Linked DNA regions of Mus musculus: region 1 is linked to region 2. A link is a loop called in an ENCODE intact Hi-C map of the cell type or tissue named here. Cell type or tissue: left cerebral cortex. All regions are shown on one strand. Each heading gives the region's core, and the rest is flanking DNA. Links, peaks and the distances in the headings are about the cores only. Region 1 holds the start of Rab35 (RAB35, member RAS oncogene family). Region 2 holds the start of Gcn1 (GCN1 activator of EIF2AK4).

Region 1 (11,274 bases), core at 4,184-9,183, 61 kb before region 2:
ACACAGCCACACCATGGTGGTCTAAAGGAGAATGACCCCCACAGGGTCATACACCTGATGCTTAGTGACCAGGAAGTAGAACTGTTTAAAGAGATGACAAGTATTAGGAGGTGTGGCCTTATTGGAGAAAGTGTGTTACTGTGGGGTAGGCTTTGAGGTTCTAAAGCTCGTGTCAGGCCTAGGCCAGGATGTAGCTCTGAGCTCCTGTTCCAACCCAATACTTGCCACCATGCTCCCTGCCATGATGTCAACGGACTAACCCTGACACTGTAAGCTAAGCCCCCAATGCTTTCGTTTATAAGAGTTGTGGTGATTGGGGGCTGGAGAGATGGCTCAGTGAGTAAGAGCACCGACTGCTCTTCCGAAGGTCCTGAGTTCAAATCCCAGCAACCACATGGTAGCTCACAACCATCCATAACAAGATCTGACGCCCTCTTCTGGTGTGTAAATAAATCTTAAAAAAAAAAAAAAGAGAGTTGTGGTGGTCACGGAGTCTCTTCACAGCAGTGGAACAGTGATCAAGACACATGGCATGTCCCTTCACATACCATGGCAGGTCCCCTTCGCCCTCAGCTTCAGTCAAATTAGTAAGTTTTTAAAAAAGCAATTTGGCAGAACCAGGCAAAGTTGAAACACCCTAGACCCTATGCCCTAGTAACCTCACTTCTATGTGTACAAAAAGAACAGTGTATCCAAGCTGGGTGTGGTGGCGCACGCCTTTAATCCCAGCACTCGGGAGGCAGAGGCAGGCAGATTTCTGAGTTCCAGGCCAGCCTGGTCTACAAAGTAAGTTCCAGAACAGCCAGGGCTACACAGAGAAATGCTGCCTCAAAACAAAAAAACAAACAAACAAACAAAGATATGTACCATCCAGTATATGTAGTAGGACTTTAAACTCCTAAACGTGAACACAAAGATACTCTGGGTAGGGAAGTGGGGGCCAGCAGAGGCCTTTTGTGAAGAGATGGACCAAGCAGAACACAGAGGCTTCCTTCCTGAGCCCCCAAAGCCCCACTTCCCCTCATCCAGAATCAGACAGAGCAGATGGGTGCTGGGACAGGGTCAGGGATCCCAAAACCAAACACCCCAACAGCACCCAGGGAGGACTCACCTGAGAAGGTGTTGTCTGCGAATCGTAACAGCAAGCTGCTCTTGCCCACACCTGCAACACAGAGCACATGAGATAAGCTGGGGGAGGAGGTTCCTCCTTTTAGCCCATCCTTCCTTAGCCCAGTGGGGCCAGAATTCTTCTCAAGGGCAGCCTGTCTCCCCGCACAGCAAGAACATCTTCCACTCAATCGCTGACCTTTCCCTCCGTCTCATGTAAGACAAGCTGCTCCCAAACCCTCTGGGGGAGATGATGGAGGGACTCATGCCCAGGCCCTGCTCTGTGGGCTGCCCCAGCAGCCTGGAGGAAGACACCAGACAACAGAGACACGCAAGAGGAAGGTCAAGCAAACGAGACCTGTCCAAGTGCGTCCTCAGCAAACTTCATGCCACTTTAGTTTGCACAGAAACTCAAAGGTGGAAAGAGCCCCTGATTTTATCAGGGATATTCTGTAGGTGAAGAAAGTGAGGATCACACGACCAGAACCCCTACTTGGTGACCACCCGAGTGCCTGGGCCTCTGGACTTGCCAATGCAGCTCCTTGATGTGCCTTGCAAACATGCCCGCCTGCTCGCCCGCCCCCTCCAGACCGCCAAACACAGTGACTCTGGTTGGCAAGAACACCAACCTGCCTCCTGCCCTCTGCCTCCACCACCCCAAAGTGGCTAGATCAGCCAGCCTCAGAATAAAGATAGTCGCACACTCAAGTCTATGTGGTGGCTCCTGATGCTCCCAAGAATTCCAACTCTGTCTCTTCACATGAGGAAACCAAGGCTTACGGAATGAGCAGCTAAGACCTAAGGTTCCCCCAGTAAAAAGTAAGCCCAGATTCAAGTCCAGGCTTCTGGAGCAGCACTGGACACCTCTGCTGAGAGCCTGCCAGCTTGTTTGTTCCTTCCTTCCTTCCTTCCTTCCTTCCTTCTTCCTTTCCCTTCTCCCCCTCTTTTTTTTGGGGGGGGGTGGTGTTGGAGATTAATTACCACCTAGCCTCAGTCAGACTTGAACTCACAGTAGTACAGGATGACCTTGAATCCAATTCTTCTGCCTCTACCTCCCAAATACTGGGGCTATAGGGATGCTGGGGATCGAACCCAGGACTCTGTGCATGTGAAACAAACATTCTACCAACTGAACTATACTCCTAGCCCTGAATGGGGGCATTTTCAGCCCCTTTAATAGAAATGCAAATGACTTCAGTTTCTTTGAAAAGCAATTTTGCAGTACCAAGAAAACTTTAAATACCCCAGACATCCTCACTTCTGTGGAACTGCTACACAAGAACAAGCACAGTGTATCCCAGTAATGAAGCATGACTTAAAACAAAAGCAGCCAAAAGATATATATGTGTGTGTGTGTGTGTGTGTGTGTGTGTGTGTGTGTATGTATGTGTGTGTGTGTGTGTGTATGTGTGTGTGTGTATGTGTGTGTGTGTGTGTGTGTGTGTGTGTGTATGTGTGTGTGTGTGTATGTGTGTGTGTGTGTATATATATATATATATATGTATGTATATATATTTATAAAAAATAAGCAGAGCATGTCGTGTCAGCCATCCTCCTCGTGCAGCCTTTACAGGAACCAGCATAAAGTGACCCCACGGCTCCCATACACCTCCCGTCTGTTCTATGTCGAACAGAGACGCCTTCAGAGGCACCAAATCCTATCCTAGGACACCAAAAATGCCCCGTGACTAAAATCAAAATTTAAGTGTATGTCCCTATTATGAGAGAAGCCCAGAGCTTGACTCCAGTTCTGAAAGACAGGGCAGTTCCACCCCAGCGCTCAAGTAGCCAAGGTTGCAAACCACTGCTGCAGACAGCTGTACAACTGTTTCTAACCCAACCCCAGACACCCTCTCCAGGCCACTCCAGTGAAGAACTTGAGTCCAACGGGGTTCTACCTTCCCAAGGAGGGTCTGGGGAGGATGCTCTGCTGCTGAGCACCAGTCAAAGCATCGGCGCACCTGTAGCTCAGCCCTCTGCTCACAATGAATGCCCTTGCTTTGCATCACTTCCTCATTGTTCCGCCATGAGGCTTCCTGCTAAACCCAAAGACAGCCCGGCTTCTGGGCTGGTCCTCACGGTGTCTGCCTGTCACTGACACCCCATTGGCCCACTGCTGCCTCTGCTTCCTCCTGAAAGTCTTCTAAGTCCAGCTTACTCAGCTAAAAGCTCTTTCTAGCCACTGAGCAGTGAATTCTCCAGGACCTAGACCTCCCTTCCCTCACCCTATGTGTTCATTCAGAGCCATGAGCTGAGCCCAGGACTTCATAGCTACCATTTAATGCCCCTCCACAAGCTGACAGTCTCAGTGAAGCCATGCTACACAATGCTATTACAGCAGCATCCCCAGCCGCCAGGGAAGCAGCGCTTAAAACTTGAGGGGCAGGAGACGGCAGGATTTTTTCCCCCTTAGACAGGGTTTGGCTGGCCTGGAACTCTCAATGCAGACCAAACTGGCCTCAGCAGCACAAAGCCACCTACCTGTGCTGGTTTCAAGATGTGCAATACCACATCTGGCTGCCGACACCACCTCCATCATCACCACCACCCTTACCACCTCTATTATCACCACCATCATCAATCATTATCACCAACATCAATTATCCTAGTCTCATGTATCTATAATAGCCAAGGGAGAGAGAGGTACCATCCGCAGTGCCAGCAAGGACTTGAAATCCTTGGCTGCAGAAAACCCACTAGTCACAACATGGTCTGCTGCCATGGGACTTGATACCAACCTCCAACTCTGCTCTTCCTGAGAGGAACAGAAACCAAGATGTGCCACCTCCCAAATATCCCAGCTGCTATCTACCCTACAGATGCACCCAATGAAGAAGTCCAGGGCCCACCTCCAGCACAGCAGCACTTTCTTCTGCCACCTAACCTGAAGGCTTGCTATGCTACACTTGATGCCTCTTGGGAGACAGGGATGTCACCGCTGACCACCCTTCACCCCTGCATGGTACCACAGACCTACCCCAGCTCTGCCCACTGCTCTCCTGGGGCCACAGACCTAACCAGCCTGCTGCAAACTCAGGTAAAGCGGCATCAACTTTAACTCTGCCTCAGTGACCACATTCTCCTGTACCCGCAGACCAACCATGCCCACCTCTCAGCTCCCGTCTACACATCTGTTAAGAGAAGGATTTTAACTAGTGTAACCTCCAGGCTCTGAGAATGAGGGTGACTGGCACCAGTGGGTACGGTTACAAACCAAAAGCCATTGTCAGGACAGCTGAGAGGACAGGACCTCGGGTATAAGGAAAAGATGCCCATGTCCAGGGAATACATTCCAGAAGTGTGTACCACATTGCAGAGGGGGGGGGAGGAGAACTTAGACTTGAAAGCCGCTACACTAGGATCCGGTGAGGCCCGCTGCCTGCCAGCCCAATGCCGCCTGCTCTCAGGGTTAGCACATGGGATTAGAACTCACAGCTCTGCTGCTAAAGCTTAGGGCAGCGAAGGCTTCTCCTCTGAGCCTTGGTTTCCTTATCTGACAAACCACAGAGACCATGGGTGAGCATCAGATAACAGAGTGTCTGTGGATCAGTTGATACACCTTCAGAAGCACACAGTCAAGGGGCCAGGGCAATCAGGCGGTGATGTCATGGTCCCTGCTCCCTGGCTTCCATCTCCCAGGTTCCTGAGTGTCATCTCCGTGGCAGGAGAAACCCAACAGCATAGTGTCTCCTCCTTCCCCATAAGCTGGGCCTGCACTCACACCGAATCTGGAGCTAGTCACACACAGACTGACCAGTGAGTCCTGTCCCCACACCTGACTTCTGAGCAAAAAGAAAAAAAAAAAAAAAAAATCAATACACCATGCGAGGTGCACCGTAAGAAAGCAGGCAGAAACCATTTCCTGGGTTTCACAGAAGAGAAAATGCCAACAAGCTACATCTTCTTGCTGAGTTTGGCCTTTCGAGTTTTGGATATTAACACTGGCCACGTCTTGAGGAGGGATAAAGACCTCTGACCACAGCGGGCTGACTTTAGCTCTGAAAGGAGAGAGATCACCATAATGTCAACAAACCCTCAAGAGCCCAGAAGAATGCCACTAGCTGGGTCCAAGTTCAAGTCTATCTACACAGCTTGCCTAGTTTTCTTTCATTCAAACCACTACAGGTCAGTCTTCCAGCTTTCCAACTCCGCTCCCAGACACAGCTATTCTTCTACCCCAATCCTTTAGGCCTTAGCATTTCCCGACACCTTCCCCCCCTAACAGCAACCCCCTAAGACTTCAGCCATCTTCCACCAGATCCAAACCACCAACCACATCCCAACCCAGCTTCTCCCGTGAGACCAAAATCCACTTATTTCCATGTCCGTCTATGACAGCGTCAGCCAACAAGCCTATATCCTGAGTCTCAGGGGGGACACGGAGCTCTAGTTCCTTGACAATACACAGGCTCTACCACCAACTTGGCTGTCTCAAGTCACATGACCCTCTCTATCCCACACTCCAGTCTGATCTATAAACTTAGCTGCTCGCCAGCCTCCTTCCTAAAACATCACATATTCCTGGCACCTCAGCTAAGCTCCCCTAAACATCCTGGGCCTGCCTCCCTGAACTCACCATCACCCCACAGGACCTGGTCACCTGCCATACTCCAAACACCTCTAAAATGCTTCATCCTTGGCCAGAAACCAGTGTGACTCTCATTCACTGACCAAATGCATTTAAGCACTGGGTACCAGAAGCTGATCTATGAATCAGAGATGGCGCGGTACTGAAAGGTGTGTGGTGTGTGTGTGTTTGTGTACACAAAGCACTTAAAATATTGAATGAAGCACCCGGGTAAGAGAACAGCAAACACTGTCCACCTACTGTGTGCCAAACACTAGTCCCCTCATTAAGTGTGTGCTCACATCAGCCTTGGCAGGCAAATCTACCACTCCCATTCCACAGATGAGAACTGAACCTTGCTGAGACTTAGTAACAATTCTAAAGGAATGCGCTCATGGCTGTACCTGCCGCACCTCATCCAAGCGCACGGCAACCCGGAGACGGGTCCTGGAAATACCCCCATTTCACGGAGCGCTGAGTCTTCACAGGGCGACTCATGCTGCTAACACTGTGAGTTACTTAGAGGTTACTTTATGCCGGGTCAGGCGCTTTTCCCTACTTTCAGCTCACCGAATCATCCCACCGCTCAGCTTAACAAGTCCCCACTTCTCAGATGCAGGAACTGAGGCTCAAGGGAGGCGAGACAACTCGCCCAAGGTCACAGAGCGGCAAAAGCTTGCCTCCCCGGGACTCGAACCCGGCTCTCTCCAACTCCAGCGATCGCGCGACTTGACCAAGGTCACACGTGAGGCAGGAACGAGCGCCGGGGCCGTGCGTGCATCCCGCGCCCTCGGTGCCCCCCGCCCCGCCGAGGAGCCACCCCGGAGTCCCCTCGCTGCGGCCCCCCCGGGGCCTGCGACCCCGCCGAGCTCCGCGCCTCCCGCCCCGCGCGGGCCGCGCCTCCTCGCTCGCTCGCCCGCCCGCCCCGCTCGCCCGCCCGCCCCGAGGCCCCCGCGGGCCGCGCCCGGCAGGGCCCACACCGCCTCCGGCCCCTGCGGCCCTCACCGCTGTCGCCGATGATGAGCAGCTTGAAGAGGTGGTCGTAGTCCCGGGCCATGGCGGGCGGGGGCGGCGGGCGGGCGGGCGCGCGCGCGCGGGCGGGCAGGCGAGCTGGGCGGGCGGGGTCGGTCCTGGCCTCGCGATCCGCAGCTCCCTCCCGGCTGCTCCGGCAGCGGCGGATCCACTTCCCGAACAAACAGCCGGAACTGACAGAAACACCTCCCTCCGCTCCCCCACCTCCGCCTCCTCCTCCTCCTCCTCAGCAGCCGCCGCCGGTGCCGCCGCCTCCCTCCTTCCCGCCCCGCCCCGCCACTGCGCAGGCGCGGGGGCTGGAACCGCCTCTGCGCAGCCGCAGCCCCGGCCAGCCGCGCCCTCTCCGCGCACGCGCAGTGCGCTACGCTCGCCGGCCGAGGTCCGAGTGAGCTAGCGAGCGAGCGAGCGAGCGAGCGCCGTCGCTGCGGATCCCCGGGAGAACCGAACCGTTTAGCAGGGCCCGACGGAAGAGAGGTGACAACCGGCCGCAGGGCTGAAGCCTGGAGGTCAGCGCTGGGGAGGAAGTCGTCCCCCGAGCACCACGATCCCGGACGCCCGACCCCCTGGCGGAACGGGTAGCGGTTCCGGATTGGGATCCGTGGGGCGTATGCACCCTGCTCGCCAGCGCTTCTGCTCCTTCTGCCTCAGTTTTCCGGACGCAGCGCGGAGCCAGCCCCACGTTTTTTTCCAGTTGGAGCGGAAGCCCACCTGCCCGTCCCCGAGAGCTGTCGCTGCCATCGCCATCCTCCCTGCAGGTCTGCAGGGATTGCCCCATCCCTGTGGTTTTTTACTTTTTCCAGACAAGTTCTCAAGTATCCCAGGGTGGCTTCCTGACTCTCTCGAGTAGCCGAGGATAACCATATACTTCTGATCCCACCTGTACCTCCTGAGTCCTGTTTTAATGTGGTGCTGAGACTCGAACCCATGGCTTCGCAGATGCTAGGCAGACGCTTTTCGAGCTGAGCTCCACCCCCAGCCTCTTTGTCCCTGCTTCTTCTTGCCCTCCAGTGCTTTCCAGCCAAGCACCTGTTGGGGATACTGCCCACTCCTAATCTTTCCCCGTAAGAAGCAGTGCTAGTGTTTAAAACAAAACAACAACAAAATACAGACGCTTACTGAATTCAAAGTTGACATTAGTTTTCCTTTAAAGTTTCTTGGACAGCATGAAACACTTACTAGTCTAATGGATACATGTTTTCCCATACATTTCAGAGTATCTAAGCACCCATGTGCCTCTCGCAGTTCACCGGTATGCCGCCATCAATCATTTAACTGCCTCGTCACCACGTGGTACCCCCATCTGATGGTTGTACTATTCCTTAACAATTCCGCTGCTGGTAGATTTATGCAGTTCATAATTTTCTTGTTATTCAAGGTACTGCAGGTCCTTGAACAGCACACACAGTGTCTGATCTAGGCCTTGCTTGAACTCTTTATTTCCCTGAAGCAAGCCTGGTGATGTCAGATGAACACGAGCCTAGAATCATAAGATACTGGCTGAGGAGAGACGCTGGCTGTGTTGTGTTCTTGATTGAAAACTCCTGGGACTGGCCAGGTTCCTGCTATTCCTTTGATTGGCATTTTTTAAGAAACAGGGAAGGGGCTGAGGAATGGCTCAGCAGTTAAGAACACTGGCTGCTCCTCCGGAGGAACCTGGTTAAATCCTCAGCCCCTCCCACCCCCCATGGCGCCTTACCAGGATCTGTAACTCCAGTCTCAGAACTGATGTCACCCTCCGGCCTTGGCTGACACTTGAGACATGTGGTCTGTAGACTCAAACTAACATTCAGGTACATAACAGAAAAACCTCAAAACATTTTAGAGGGGCTGGAGAGATGGCTCAGCGGTTAAGAGCACTCTGGCTGCTCTTCCAGAGGTCCTGTGTTCAATTCCCAGCAACCACATGGTGGCTCACAACCATCTGTAATGGGGTCCGATGCCCTCTTCTGGTGTGTCTGAAGATAGAGACTGTACTCACATGCATAAAGTAAATAAATAAATCTTTAAAAAAAAAAAAAAAAAAAACATTTTAGAGGAGACAGATGGAAAGCAAGAAGTCTTAGGATTAGGGTAGACTTCAGATAAGCACTCCACGTCTCCCTGGCACCTAAAGCATCGGGTCAGGTCATCTTCATGCCTGCTCCTAGGTTGAAAAGATTGCAGTTTCAATGCCAGCTTTGAAATCCACCCCTGAATAGCTTCTGGATAGTCAAGGGGCCTCAGAGTCTGTTTCCTCAGAATACTGTAAATGTGAGGCTATGCATCGTCAGTCACAGGGACCAATGTTAGTCATTCTGCAAGGGCTCGCTCATCATCGAGCTGTTTCCTATAGGGGACTTCCCACAGTCCCAGAGCAGCAACCTGTCAACACAGGACTCTCTGGGGAGTGAAGCAGAACAGCTCTAGGGAGATGAGATTCCCAGTTCTGCCCCATCCATATGTCACCTGGAACCCAGTGGGTGTTAATTCCTGCCTTTATTCTGTAACTATGTAATGGCCTCTTACCATTTACTATACTATACTATACTGTACTGTACTGTACTATACTATACTGTACTATACTTCAGAGGACACAGACTGTCTCTGTTAGCAAGAGGGAAGGAGAAGAGTCCGTCACAAAGATTTCATGGTGACACCAGAACAGAGGCACACTTTGAATGTCAGCTGTATTCAGACAGCCGCTGTCACACCCTGTGAGAATCATCAATTTTGGCTTGGAGGGGGGAATTCCCTGAGGCCAGGGTATGCTTCTGGAATCCCAAAATGAGTCTCCCAGCAAACGCTCTGAAAACACTGTCTAATGTTTACCTGGCTGCAGTCAATGAAGAGTTCTTTCCAAAAACGCATGTGTCGTGTGTCGCGTGTGAACTGCTGCAGGCTGGTCAGGACAGCCCGCAGCTAGAGACCTTGTCCCCATGTCCCGGGCTACAGCTTATCTTCCTACCTTAGAGCTAACTCCGGAGATCCCCATCAGAAGAGCAGCACTGCAAAGCTGTGTCACAGACCCGCGGCAGGAGCACCGCGGTGGTGAGCGGGGCTGGGCAGTTACAAATGAGACAAACAGTGACAGGCAGACAAAGCTGCTTTTTCAACATCACCTGGTAGCTGGATCCATGCAACAAATTCAATTTGTTGACTCATTAATTCAATAAATACGGGTGTGCTTACTAGATGCACCCAGAAGCCAAACACCACCCACAGCTTCTTCATAGTAGGGGAGCGAATCAGTAATCTGTCCAACTGTTAGTGGGGCTGGAGAGGTGTTTCTGTAGCGGAGGAGCACTTGCTCTTGCAGGCGACAAGGTTTGGTCCCCAACACCCACACAGCAGCTAGCGACCAATGACTATGACTCTCAGGCTCCAGGAGAACAGACACCCTCTATTAACTTCTCTAGGAACCAGGCACGCATGTGGTGCAGAAACGTACATGCAAACTGCCCCTGTACGTTAAAAAAAAAAAAAATCTTTCTAAATTAAAAAAAAAAAACAAAAAACAAAAACCTGCCACAATTATTGGGACTTACTTCATGCCTGGCACTTAGCATCCAGAGACTTAGCAGTAAGCGAAATTTAAAAACCTACCTTCGAGGTGTTTGGGAGTACAGGCCACGGGGATGACAGAAGGAAGTGTAGCATATGAGGGACAGGGAGCCAAAGCAGCTCGGGGTGGCAGGCCTCTACTCTTCAACCTCGCAGTGAACAGTAAGCAGGGAGGCGGAGACCAACCAGGGTTCCTCAGAGGTCCAGAAGGAGGGATGGGATGTGAGGCTGCAGGGTAGAGAAGAGGGGGCCCCTGAGGGCTTGGGGAAGGGTAGCACCCTGAAGTCTGCAGTGCTGGGGTTAGGTCAGCACGGGGACCTGCGGTATCTGGGTAAATCTGAGGGCTGTGGTCATGCAAAAATGTGGAAGTGAACATAAAAACCACACCAAGCCTCTGTGTGGCTCTACCGAGTGATCCAGGGGCTGTGTGCACGCTGGGCAGGCGCTCCACCAGCTGAGCTATTATCATCGGGCTTCCTAGTTTATCATCATCATCATCATCTTATATGGTTTTTAAAAAAGATTTATTTATTTTATGTGAGTACACTGTCACCATCTTCAGACACCAGAAAAGGGCGTCAGATCTCATTACAGATGGTTGTGAGCCACCATGTGGTTGCTGGGAGTTGAACTCTGGACCTCTGGAAGTGCACAGGGTTTCTCTGTGTGGCCCTAGCTGTCCTGGAACTCACTTTGTAGACCAGGCTGGCCTCAAACTCAGAAATCTACCTGCCTCTATCTCCCGAGTGCTAGGATTAAAGGCGTGTGCCACCATGCCTGGCCAGGATTATTTTTATTGAATAGACTTTTATTGGTGACTAAAGAAACACAGGCTTCTTCCCCCACGATCCTCCTGGCTGTCTGAAGGACCTTAGAGGCCCCCTTCCCATGTGCCCCTCGTGTTGTGGTGTGGTAAGGTGTGGGGGAAGAGGGGTGCCTCTGCTGGCCCATACTGAGGCATCCCTTCCTCCTGAAGGATTAGCCACATGATGGTATAGTATAGAATAGAGTTTATTCAGGGCATGGGG
Region 2 (11,274 bases), core at 2,619-7,618:
TAGGAGGCAGGTCCAGGTCAGAGCCAGCAAGGCAGCTGAGCCGCTACTCTTGCTACAAAGGAGAAGCGGGAGGAGAAGAGCTTAGTGCGGGGTTCCAGCCTCCACGGGGGATTGGGGGGGGACAACAATGTTCACCCTGTGGCACAGCATGGTGTGTGTGTATGAACCCTCCCCCAACACCATCAGTGATAAACAGGACAAGCGTCCAGGCCTCACTGGCTAAATCCCATCCCTTGATGTTTGGGACAGTAAAAACAAGATGAGGTTGGAGAGACGGCTAAGAGGGGTTAAGAACACAGGTTGCAGCCGGGCATGGTGGTGCACGCCTTTAATCCCAGCACTTGGGAGGCAGAGGCAGGCGGATTTCTGAGTTCGAGGCCAGCCTGGTCTACAAAGTGAGCTCCAGGACAGCCAGGGCTATACAGAGAAACCCTGTCTCGAAAAAAACAAAAACAAAAAACAAAACAAACAAACAAAAAACCAAAAAACAAGAACACAGGTTGCTCTTCCAAAGGACCTGGGTTCGATTCTCACAGCAACCACATGGCAGCTCCCACTGTCCCGGGGACCTGACCCCCTCCCCTGGTATCCTCAGGTTCTAGGCATGCACATAGTATACAGACATACGTGCAGTAAGAGACTCATTCACATAAAATGTACATGAACAAGTATATAAAGCTTTGCCCATCCAGTGCCTCGGGCCCACTGGATCTTTTCTCTACTAACTTGGTTCCTCTCCCCACTCAGAGGCGCTCTCTAGTGCCATTCAGAGTACAAAGGTAAGAGGGCCAGATGTGCTCCCACCAGTGGCTCTACACCAGCCTACCTGAGAAGTTGGCACCACCCCCCGGAGGCCCGCAGCCCCAGGCCCGTACCTGGGAACACATGCTTTGGAGCCAACCCCTGAAGACTGGAGAGAGTGCAGGAGGTTCTTGGCGGTGGCCTCTGGCTGGGCCTCGGCCAGCTGCTGGATGGCTGCCTGCAGGGCTCTGCGAGAGGCTGCGTCTCTAAAGAGGGAAGGAAGGGGTAGTGACATGTGACCTCAGCAGAGACAGGGCTGCTGAAGTCAAGCACTGCTCTTCGGGGGGACACTCATGGTCCTACATTTCAGGGGCCCCTAGGGGACAGAGATGAACCTGATAAACCCACCTCACCCCAGAAAGAGCACAGGATGACAAGAAGGGCAGAATCTATGCTCATGGTGTATATGCCCCATGACTCCTTTATAGCTTTATAAGTGCAGCTAATGATTGCATACATGCGCTGAGATATTATAATAAGGCAGGCAGTGTCCCAGGCCTTCACACTAACAACTTCCCATGAGGTACAAAATGCTATCATCCCCATTTTGCAGATGAGAAAACTGAGGCATAGGGAGGCTAAGTAACTTGCCCAGGATCCAGTAGTTAAGAGCATGAACCTAAGAGTCTGGCTCTAACAACTAGGGGCTCTCCCCACTGCCCCATGCTGTCTCTCTGACACAGTGTCGCTGTATGGCACGGTCTAAGCCCTGGTCTCTGGGGGCTCACCTATATCGATGCAGTGTCAAGCAGAACAACTTGCAGAGCCCTTTCACGGCTCCCTCTGGCAGATCTGAAAGCAGAGTTCACAGAGTCTCAACAACAAGCACAGCGGTGAGTGTCCGCTTACATCAGTCCTGTCAGCTGGGATCCTGGTACCAGACGCCCTAGTAAGCCCCGCACCTTGTAAAATCTCAAGGAGAAAACAGGCACATGGAACAGAAACGCCCCGAGTGCAGGAGACACTTGCTAAACCAACGATGGATAGAAGAAGCCCAAGACCCCAGCATCTCCCTCTCCCTACAGAGCAGGGCTCAGCAGGGCTACGACTGCCTGCTCTGCTCTCCGGCCTGGGCGCTGGCTTTAAACTGTGCTGTTGGTGATGCTCGGAAGGTACTTGCTCACATACAGTCTAATAAGTGGTCTACAAGTCAGCAGGAAGGCCACATGTAGTGAGGCACACCTTTAATCGCAGCAGTGGCCGGCAGATCTACGTGAGTTAAAGGTCAGTGTCACCTACATAGTGAGTTCCAAGCCAGCCAGAGCTACACAGTGAAAACTATCTCAAAAATATATAGACAGACAGACACCCTGTTTCTAAACTAAACAAAACAAAAACTGGTGGGCAAGGTGGTTTAGTGGGTAAAGGTACATGCATACTCTATAAGCCTGACTTTAATCTCACCCCTGGGACCACGTAAAGGAGGAAGGAAGGAGCTGCCTCCAGAAGGTTCTCTGTCCTTCACGTGTGCATCCTGACACTTGTAAGCATACCATACACAAACAGGCATGCACACAAAATGACAACATTTTTTTACAGTTCATAAACCAGGTGTGGTGATGCATGCCTTTAATCCCAGCCCTCAGGGAGGCAGAGGCAGAGACAGGTGGATTTCTGTGAGTTCTAGGCCAGCCTGGACTACATAGTTGAGTTCAAGGAGAGCCTGAACTACAGAGACTGTCTCAAAAAAAAAAAAAAAAAAAAGGTGGGGGGGGGGGGGGGGAGAAAAGCTTAAGAACCAGGACAGGACAGGCATGCCTGGAACTAGACAGCCCTGAAAGCCCAAACCTGCATTTGTCAACTGTGGGAAATACAGAGAGGGCAGGAAGACAGGGAAGAAGGCTCTGAGGAGAGCACTCAGGCCGCTCTGTAAACCAAGGCACTGCCCCACCCAGTGGGCTCTGCTGTAAACCCACCTTCCAAGGAAAAAATAAACAACAGGAAGCCAGCAGGCCAGCCAGAGGGGCAGCCAGGCGGAACAAGAATGCCCTGGCATGCTGGTGAGTCAGCTGGGACAAGCAGGACCCGGCAGACCAGAGCAAGCAGTCAGCAGAGAAATTTGTCTGGGGAAACTCAGCCCCTGTATGAGGTGGATGAAGCCCAGGAGGAGCTTTCTCAGCACGTCCCATTTCAGGAGCCCAAACGATGGAGAGGAAACAAGCAGAACTCCGAGCCTGTGGGGCTATCAGCACTAAGGAAACAGCAGCCAAGCTGACAGACCAGGAACAATGACAGGAAACACCCAGCGCTCGTGTCCGCTGTCCCGAGCTGCAGATGCTCTCACACCCCCGCCTCACCAGCCCTTGAGAGGCATCACAGGAGCTCATGTTCAGCCTAGGCCCGGAGTGTTAGAGGACTGAAAGCTACAGATTCCAGGAAGGAGGCTGGGTGTTCACACCACAGCACCTCACAAGTACAACTTACTTGGAACTGTACATTCAGGGTGCCAGAAAAGCAAAACCACCCTCAAAGACTCAGAGTAGTTCATAAACTGAGACGCAGAATTCAAACTTACTCCATAAACGGGTGTGTGTGTGTGTGTGTGTGTGAGGGATGTAGTACTTGGCAGTTAGCCTGCAGGGAAATCTAACCAGCACGGCTCAGTACAAGCATATACTTGGCATCTCTGCACAGCAGCCTTAACAGACTGGGGCCTTGAGAGAGTCGCCTCCGAGTAGGCATAAAATTATACACTACAGCACTCACACACAGGACAGCTGAGAAACTCACGCAGCAACTGACACCACTTACAGCTTTAACAAACTTGCCTGTTACCCAGGCAACAACAGGTTTGAAGCAGCAGGTGGGAATGTGAGAGAAGATTGGAAGGAAAAGCCAGATGTGGTGGTTTACATCTGTAAGCTCAGCCCTGGGGAGGCTGAGGACAGAGGACAGACATGCACTACAAGGTAGCTGGGTCCATCCAGGGAGACCCTGTCTTGGGAGGGAGGGTTGGAGGGAGGGATGGAAGGTAGGCCGGCTGGTTTGTTTGAGTTTGGTGCAGTAGTGCACACCTATAATTCCAGGACTGAGTGCTAAATAAGGAGAGTGGGATTCAAGGCCATTCTAAGGAGTCCATTCTAAGGAGTCCTTTTCTCAAACAACCACCACTACTCTCCCCGCAAAAAGAAAAGTTAGTAAAATGCAAGCGCCTGTAGGGACTGTTCTCGGGGCGCATTAGAAAACACACATCTCTCAATCTCAGCTAGACTTAGGGTACTTAGCTGGACGCCACCTGCTACCATCTTCTCATGTCCGTGGACATACAAAGAAAATATCTGTGTGCCCAGTATACTGCTCAAGAATCAACATAATTAAAACTACAAATAAGGGGGCTGGAGAGATGGCTCAGCGGGTAAGAGCACCGACTGTTCTTCTAGAGATCCTGAGTTCAATTCCCAGCAACCACATGGTGGCTCGCAACCATCAGCAATGGGATCCAATGCCCTTTTCTGGTGTGTCTGAAGACAGCAACAGTACAGTATTCTTATACATTAAATAAATAATAAATAATTTAAAAAAAAAACCTACAAATAATGGCCGGGCGGTGGTGGGGCTCACCTTTGATCCTAGTGCTCGTGAGGCAGAGGCAGGCGGATCTCTTGAGTTTGAGGCCAGCCCGGAGTACAGAGCAAGTTCCAGGACAGCCAGGGCTAACTGGAGAAATCCTGTCTTGAAACAGAACAAAACAAACCTACCTGCACCGACCCAAATGTTTCAACTGTTTTGAAGAACATTAAAAAAAAAAAGGTGTAGTCAGAAGCAGACGAGCAGGGTCGTCTCATCAGCTCAGGGAGAAAGAGAGCGCGCACCCTGACTTCCCTCAGACACAGCAGTGCAGGAACAGGCAAATACACACCTTTGCCGGCGATGCATCGCCCCAGTTCACTGAGAATCTCTCTCCGCTCCTTCACACTGGCTGTTGTCACCTTCACAGCGAAGCGCTTCAGTGTCTCGGAAACCTGCGAAGACCAAACCCACACAAAGTTTCAACAGACATGACAAACGCTGAGTGTGTGTGTGTGTGTGTGTGTGTGCACAGGCAGAGCTGCGTTCTGACAGCTGGGGCTGGATAACATCTTGTCATGGGAAGCTGCCTCTGTGCATTATGGGGTTTTAAAAGCATTTCTCAGCTCCACCCACTAGTCACAGCCAGTTTCAGCCCACTCTCCTCCTGCCCTAGTTGTGACAATCAAGTCCCTAGATGGTGTAGAATCTCCAGACACAGGGAACAAACAGCACCCTCAGTGTAGATACACTGTCTTCATCCACTCAACATACTTTTCTTGAACTCGGGCAAGGCAAGGCAAAGTTCAGAAGCCTCTAGACAGAAAGCATCCTTTCATAAACACCCCAAAAGTTCACCCCTGGTTGATGACTATGGGTGAGGGAAAGCCTCTTTCCTAAGAGGTGAGCACTGGAAGACTGACGACCACCACCACCACCACCTCCGTCCCCCCCAGCAGGCGGCCCCACCCCCGCACTCACATCAGCAGCACTAACTGCACCAAATACCAAATCAGAGGACCCAAACACCAAAGGACCCACAGTCAATCCTCTGACTTCCACACACAGTGTGGCACAGGCCCACAAGAGCACATTCACGCACACGTACATACCCAAACAAAGTAAATACACCTATTTTTAAAGATGGCTTAGGAGTTAAGAGCACTTGCTGATCTGGCGGAAGACTGAGACTCAGTTCTCAGCACCCACACAGCAGCTCACAGCCATCTGGAACTTCAGTTCCAGGGGACCTGATGCCCTCTTCTGGCCTCTGCAGACACACAGTGCACTAACAAACAGACAGGCACTCACACATACACATGAAATAAGATTTCCGTTAACTAGCCAGACGTGGTGGCGCACACCTTTAATCCCAGCACTCAGGAGGCAGAGACAGGTGGATTTCTGAGTTCGAGGCCAGCCTGGTCTACAGAGTGAGTTCCAGGACAGCCAGGGCTACACAGAGAAACCTTGTCTCCAAACCCCCCCCCGCCCCCCAAAAAAGATTTCCGTTAAGTGATCATGAATGTGGAAAGGGTCTGTCCTGGGGCACTGGGTAGAGAGAGGGGGAGCGGGGGTGGATATAATCAAGATACACAACCTACAACAGTCCCAACACAACAAATACATTTAAAAAGGCAGTACAAGCCAGGCAAGATAACATGCACCTTTAATCCCAGAAGGGGGCAGAAGAATTTCAGTGAGTTCAAGGCCTGCCTGGTCTATATAAAGAGACCCTGTCTCAAATAAATAAATGCATGAATGAATAAATAAATGGCAGTACTTTTTTTTTTTTTACATGTAAACTATACCTCAAAAATCCCAGTTTGTGAAGTCTAGGGAAGGCCCACAGTACACCCAGCAGGCTCTCCCTTACCAGGGTCACACTCTGACCTCCCAGGGAGAAAGCCAGGACCTTGCCACTCTGGCAGAAGAGAAGCACACAGCTCTCACTAATGGGGAAAGACCAAGAGGCTGGATCCCAGCTCGGTCTCACTAGCTGTGGACGCCAAGTCAGACAACGGCAGCTCTCAGGTTCAGTTTCTCTAACGAAGGCAATTAATTAACAGCTCTTAACTCTTGGGACTAGTATGGCAACTAATTCTAATTCACTCAAAAAGCCTACTACCATTAATAAGCCTGTGGGGGCAGCACCAACAGGCCCATCTCCCACTTCCACAGTAAAAGCCTCTGCCTCAAAGCGGAGCCAGTGCCACAGCACCTGTGTTCTCAGAACTAACCCTGAACCCAAGCTCGTCTATAAAAGGGTGCCAAGGCGTCCACAGCCTCCTTCAACTGAGTTAGCACACACGCAGTATGTGAACAGTCTGAGACCCCGGGGAAACCTGCTCCTGAGCGGTAGTCTGCAAACTTCCTGTGGCAGGCTGCAGGTCCACAGGGCAATGGACGGCTCCGAGCGGGGAAGAGGACACTGGTTTTGAGGGCAGTTCATCCACAGGAAGTTTAAATCAGTAACTTGAGTCAAGGGCACAGACAATGAACAATGCCTTCTTTTTACGTGTACTTTGGAGAAGGGCAAACGTTGAGTGTGGAGATTAGGGAACAACTTGTGGGAGTTCCCCACAGTGGGTCCCGGGATCGGGCTCACCGGTTCCTGCTTTTTCTTTTATGCTTAAATTCCTACTCTAATTCTCTAGGGAATGGACACGGTGGTCTCCAAACTATTTCTTGCTTTTTGATTGTTTGTTTGTTTGTTTGTTTGTTTTTGGTTTGGTTTGGTTTTCTTATGGCCCTGGCTGTCCTGGAACTCACTATACAGATCAAGCTGGCCTTGAACTTGCCTGCATCCCCAGTGCTCAGAGAAAGGAATGTGCCCCCACGCCCGGCTGGCTTTGGTAATTTAAGTGTCCTTTGTTCTCACTTCCATACCGGCAAAGAGCCCAGGAGCTCCAGATCTGTCCCCCAAGCCTGAGCCTGGCCAGCACTTCAGTGTCACCTCCACTGTTCCCAAACATGGAGGTGCTTGCAGTGAGACTTTTGTTTTCCCGCCAGTGGCCTTCGGACTCTGACCCCACCACTCTCTCCATCCCATCAATAGCAGTCCTCAGGGTCACAATGAGCCAGCTGCGGTGATTGATGCTGGAACTGTACGGAAACAGTACCGACACGACCTCCATTTAATGACTGTGTTCCTCATTCCGCCTAGAATGCCTTTCCCTGGAGTTAATAATTGCCCTTCCCACGATCCTGTTTGCGGTGTTCTTCCTAATCTTATTAATTATTCAACTCAAATTCTTGGTTGTGTGTCTTTATTCCGGAAGATTCTGCCCTTCGTCCAGGAGCCTGTCTCCCTGAGTTCTCTGTTCTTCCATGTGTAAGGTAACCACCACAAGTGCCCCCAGGGTCCGTGAAAAGGCTCGAGCCTCATAGTCAAGTCTGCCATGACGCAGAACTCCATGCTGAAATCACTGTCCTTCAGAACACTGAGGCGACTGTACTCCTCCACTGAATGCTAACCTTTACCTAGGGTTGGGAAGACCAAAGCTGTTGTAATATTTTTTGTTCTGACATGGTTGGTCGCACTATGTACAAGCAGGCCTCCAACTCTAACCTACTGTGTTTGGTTCTAGGAATGCCTGGTTCTGCTTTGATCTTTTAGAAGGGATCGGGTTTTCTGTCTAGAAACTTCTAGGCCTTTTTTTTTTTTTTTTTTTTTAAAGATTCTGAAATTTCATGGTCAAATGCTTTGCTGTAAGACTATTTTATCCACAGTGCTGAGAACTCTGGTCTGGAAACATCTCCATCAGTGAAGGATCCTGATCCCGTGAGCTCTGCCTTTCAGAGGTTCTGCAAGGTCTTCCCGTTGGTTCCTGAGTTTCCTAGCTCACGGATCAGGAGTCATTTCCTTCAGTGTTCGGAAATCTGTATCTCACGGGGGACGGGGTGTGTGTGTGCACACCCTTGATACCAAGGTTGGGAGGCAGAAGAAGAGCTCTCTGAGTTTGAGGCCAGCCTGGTCTACAGAGTTCCAGTAAAGCCAGGGTTACACGGAGAAACCCTGACTCAAAAACCAACCAACCAAACTCTACCTCTTCTCACGTTCTAGCCTCCAGACTTGGCCACTGCTGCCTGTGCACTGCTGCTCCCACATCCATTTGCTGGGTCTGCCTTGCTGTGCTGGGGACCAGACAACAAGGCTTGAAATGTACATGCCAGACACAAGGTCCATCACCGAGCCTGCCCTCCGCCCTAAAATATCTTGGAGGAGGGATGCTAGGGATGGAACTCGTGGATGCCAGACTCCACCACTGGGTTCCCACACAGCCTAGAGAGCATGCGCATGTGTATGTGCACCGTGCATGTGTTCAGATGTTCACATGCCATGGTGTGTGTGTGTGTGTGTACACACACGTGCGCTCATGCGTGCACAGGTCAGAGGACAACTTTCAGGAATCAGTTCTCTCCTTCCACCAAGGGATACAGGGGTCAAAACTCAGGCCATTTTGCTGGCACATCAACAAGCACTTTTACCCAATAAAACATCTTGCTGGCCCCGTATTATAATTTTTTAAATGCTTTACCAACCTTACTGAGGTTTGAGAAAATAATGCATATGTACTACCCTCTGCCTTCCAATATGGTAACATTAAACTTCCTTTTATTTTCTTTATTTTTTTTTTTTAGAGACAAGGTCTTATCACAGTGCAGCCTTGGATGGCATGGAACTTTGAGAGATCCTGCTGTCTCTGATTCCCGAGTACTGTGACAAAAAAACAAAACAACAAAACCCCTGTGCCACCACGCTGGGCAATAACAAAGCATTAAACTCATAGTGATAGTTCTCTCACAAATATGCAGGAACTTTTCATATTTGACAAGGAAGTCGAAGCTCTTTTCCTTAATCAGAAGTTGCCAGATTAGGAATAGCTTGTTGCTCAGCCCTTGCCCAGCAAGCGTGAGGGCCCTGGGCTGGGTCCCCAGCGCTACAAAGTAAGATAGGAAAAGTTTCCCACTGGAAACCTTATATGCTAAGAGCCTCTAGGAGTCACACTGGGCATTGGAAAGATCAGCTCTCACACCTCCCAAGTCCACCGATATCTCTGCAGACACCACTGCCCAAGAGAGGATTTTCTGAAATGACAAACCTGATGTGGCTGCTCTGAAGACATGAAGGACAAATCACTTGAAGCACAGGTGGAGAACCGAATTTTTAAATTTCATTTAATTCTGACGAACTTAAGTAAGCTTTACGGCTCTTTTGATAGCACAGTTAGGTAACCTACTACTAAATAACACAACTCTAGGGAGAAGATTCTTAAATATTCAGAAACATTAAGTAACTTCCCTTCTTAGGATTCACTAAGACGCAGCTCTGTCTAAACAAATTACCAAACCCTTTTACTGAAGACCCTTGCAAAGCATCTTTTTAATGATCAGGTTAAATGGCTCCTCTTTGGCGGGCCTTGAGGATCAAACATAAAAATCAATTAATCTCACCCCAGAGACTCAAACTGTTTTTTAAATACGTTCCTGCCAGGCAGGGTAAGCCCCCCACCCACCCATTAAGAAGCCACAGGCAAGATGGCTACAAGTTCAAAGCCAACTCACTATATATATATATTTTTAATTTGTTTGTTTCTCAAGACAGGGGTTTTGTGTGTGTGTGTGTACCCATGTCTGCCTGGAACTCCCTCTGTAGACCAGGCTGGACTGGCACTCAGAGATCCACCTGCCTCTGCCTTCCAAGTGCTGGGATTAGAGACGTGCCACCACCGCGCCACCACTACCTGGCCTTGATCTACATTTTTGAAAAGGGAGGGTGGGATGGAGACATGGAGAGAAAAAAAAATTATGTTTCTTATTTATTATTTCATCCTTCCACGAGGCTACAAAAGAGGCTGAGATGGAGAAGGGGGTAGCCTCAACGCCTCCCTGAACTGCAAGGTACCCACAGGTGTGAACGCACAACGGTGTCACGACTCTTCGCAGGTGAAGACATTTTGAGATCTCACCCAGGACCCAGTTAACACCCAGCAAACCCACATGGGACCCTACTATTTTGTCTCAATACATCTTCCCATAAAATAACATAGGATATCGGTATTATCACCACCACCAAATGTTAAAAGGACCGAGACCCTGAGGGGTGATGTCATTGATCCAACGCCTTGACGAAACCAACGAGCGGAGGCTCAACTCCGAACCCGTATGGACATAAAAAGGCTACGCTCCGAGTGTGGGCACAGAGTCGGGGGGCCTCTGCATCGCCCCGCGGGCTCCGGAGAACCGTAGCCGACGCCGAGTGTAAGCTCTGCCACCGCCGGGACCCGCACAGCCCCAGCACGGCACCCGCTACCCCGAAGCCAAGCGGATGGCAAGATGCTCGAGTCCAGGGTCGCTCTGCTCGCCCAGGCCGGCCGGAGCCTCGAGCCGCGAGCAGCCGCCGCCCCCTTCCCCCGCGCCGCCGCTTCCGTCTGCGCCCTCCGCGGCCGTGGGCGCCGCAGCCTCCGCCCGGGCAATCCCGCCGCCCCACTGCCCGCGCTCCGGGTCCGGTCCCCGCCGCCCGCCGCGTTGGCCGCCGCAGCCGCCCGCCTCACCTGCGTGTCCGCCGCCATCCTGCCGGCGCCCAGTCCGGAACCGCTTCCGGAGCGCTTCCGGGTCACAGCAGGGCCCACGCGGCAAGGCGAGGCCTGGCGCCCCCGGGCGGGAGGGCGGCCGCAGGTCGTGCTCTGCAGCCCCTGGGCGCGGGATCTCCTCGATTCGGCCTCCCCCGGACAGCGCCCTGCAGCTCTGGCATCCTTGGGGGGATCCCGGGTCCAGCACCGACACCCCCCATCGTGCTGTTTCCTAGGCCCCAGGAATGAACCCAAAGACTAGTCTCAGGCCCAAGAGGCTTGGAGGTTAGAACAGGTGATGGTGAGGTACGCGGGAGGGATGCAGGGATGACCCGGGAATTGCGTGACCTGCTGGGAGCCTCAACTGCAGACAGCTAGGGACAGGGTTGAG

Evidence for each region. Peaks named below come from ENCODE experiments on the same cell type or tissue, not always from the same donor. Only the 100,000 strongest peaks of a DNase experiment are listed, where the experiment ranks them.
Region 1: a loop joins it to region 2, with 2.4 times the contacts of the local background. A loop is called at or near these places in 3 of 42 quality-filtered maps.

What each region holds. Positions count from the first base shown.
Region 1 is chr5:115,627,604-115,638,877 of GRCm38, reverse strand. Rab35 (RAB35, member RAS oncogene family) reads right to left here and starts at 6,891. Exons shown (of 6, transcript NM_198163.1): 1 at 6,680-6,891; 2 at 1,112-1,162. The coding sequence starts at 6,731. It overlaps 1110006O24Rik (RIKEN cDNA 1110006O24 gene), which reads left to right and starts at 7,062. Exons shown (of 1, transcript NR_027810.1): 1 at 7,062-7,829. In left cerebral cortex, for the core only: a CTCF peak has its summit at 7,272; DNase peaks (open chromatin) are centred at 5,765, 6,199, 6,977, 7,305 and 1 more place; H3K4me3 peaks cover 2,439 bases; H3K27ac peaks cover 1,476 bases.
Region 2 is chr5:115,564,898-115,576,171 of GRCm38, reverse strand. Gcn1 (GCN1 activator of EIF2AK4) reads right to left here and starts at 10,909. Exons shown (of 58, transcript NM_172719.2): 1 at 10,866-10,909; 2 at 4,661-4,763; 3 at 1,530-1,593; 4 at 876-1,007; 5 at 1-52. The coding sequence starts at 10,883. In left cerebral cortex, for the core only: no CTCF peak of the experiment used is centred there; DNase peaks (open chromatin) are centred at 3,262 and 4,894; H3K27ac peaks cover 548 bases.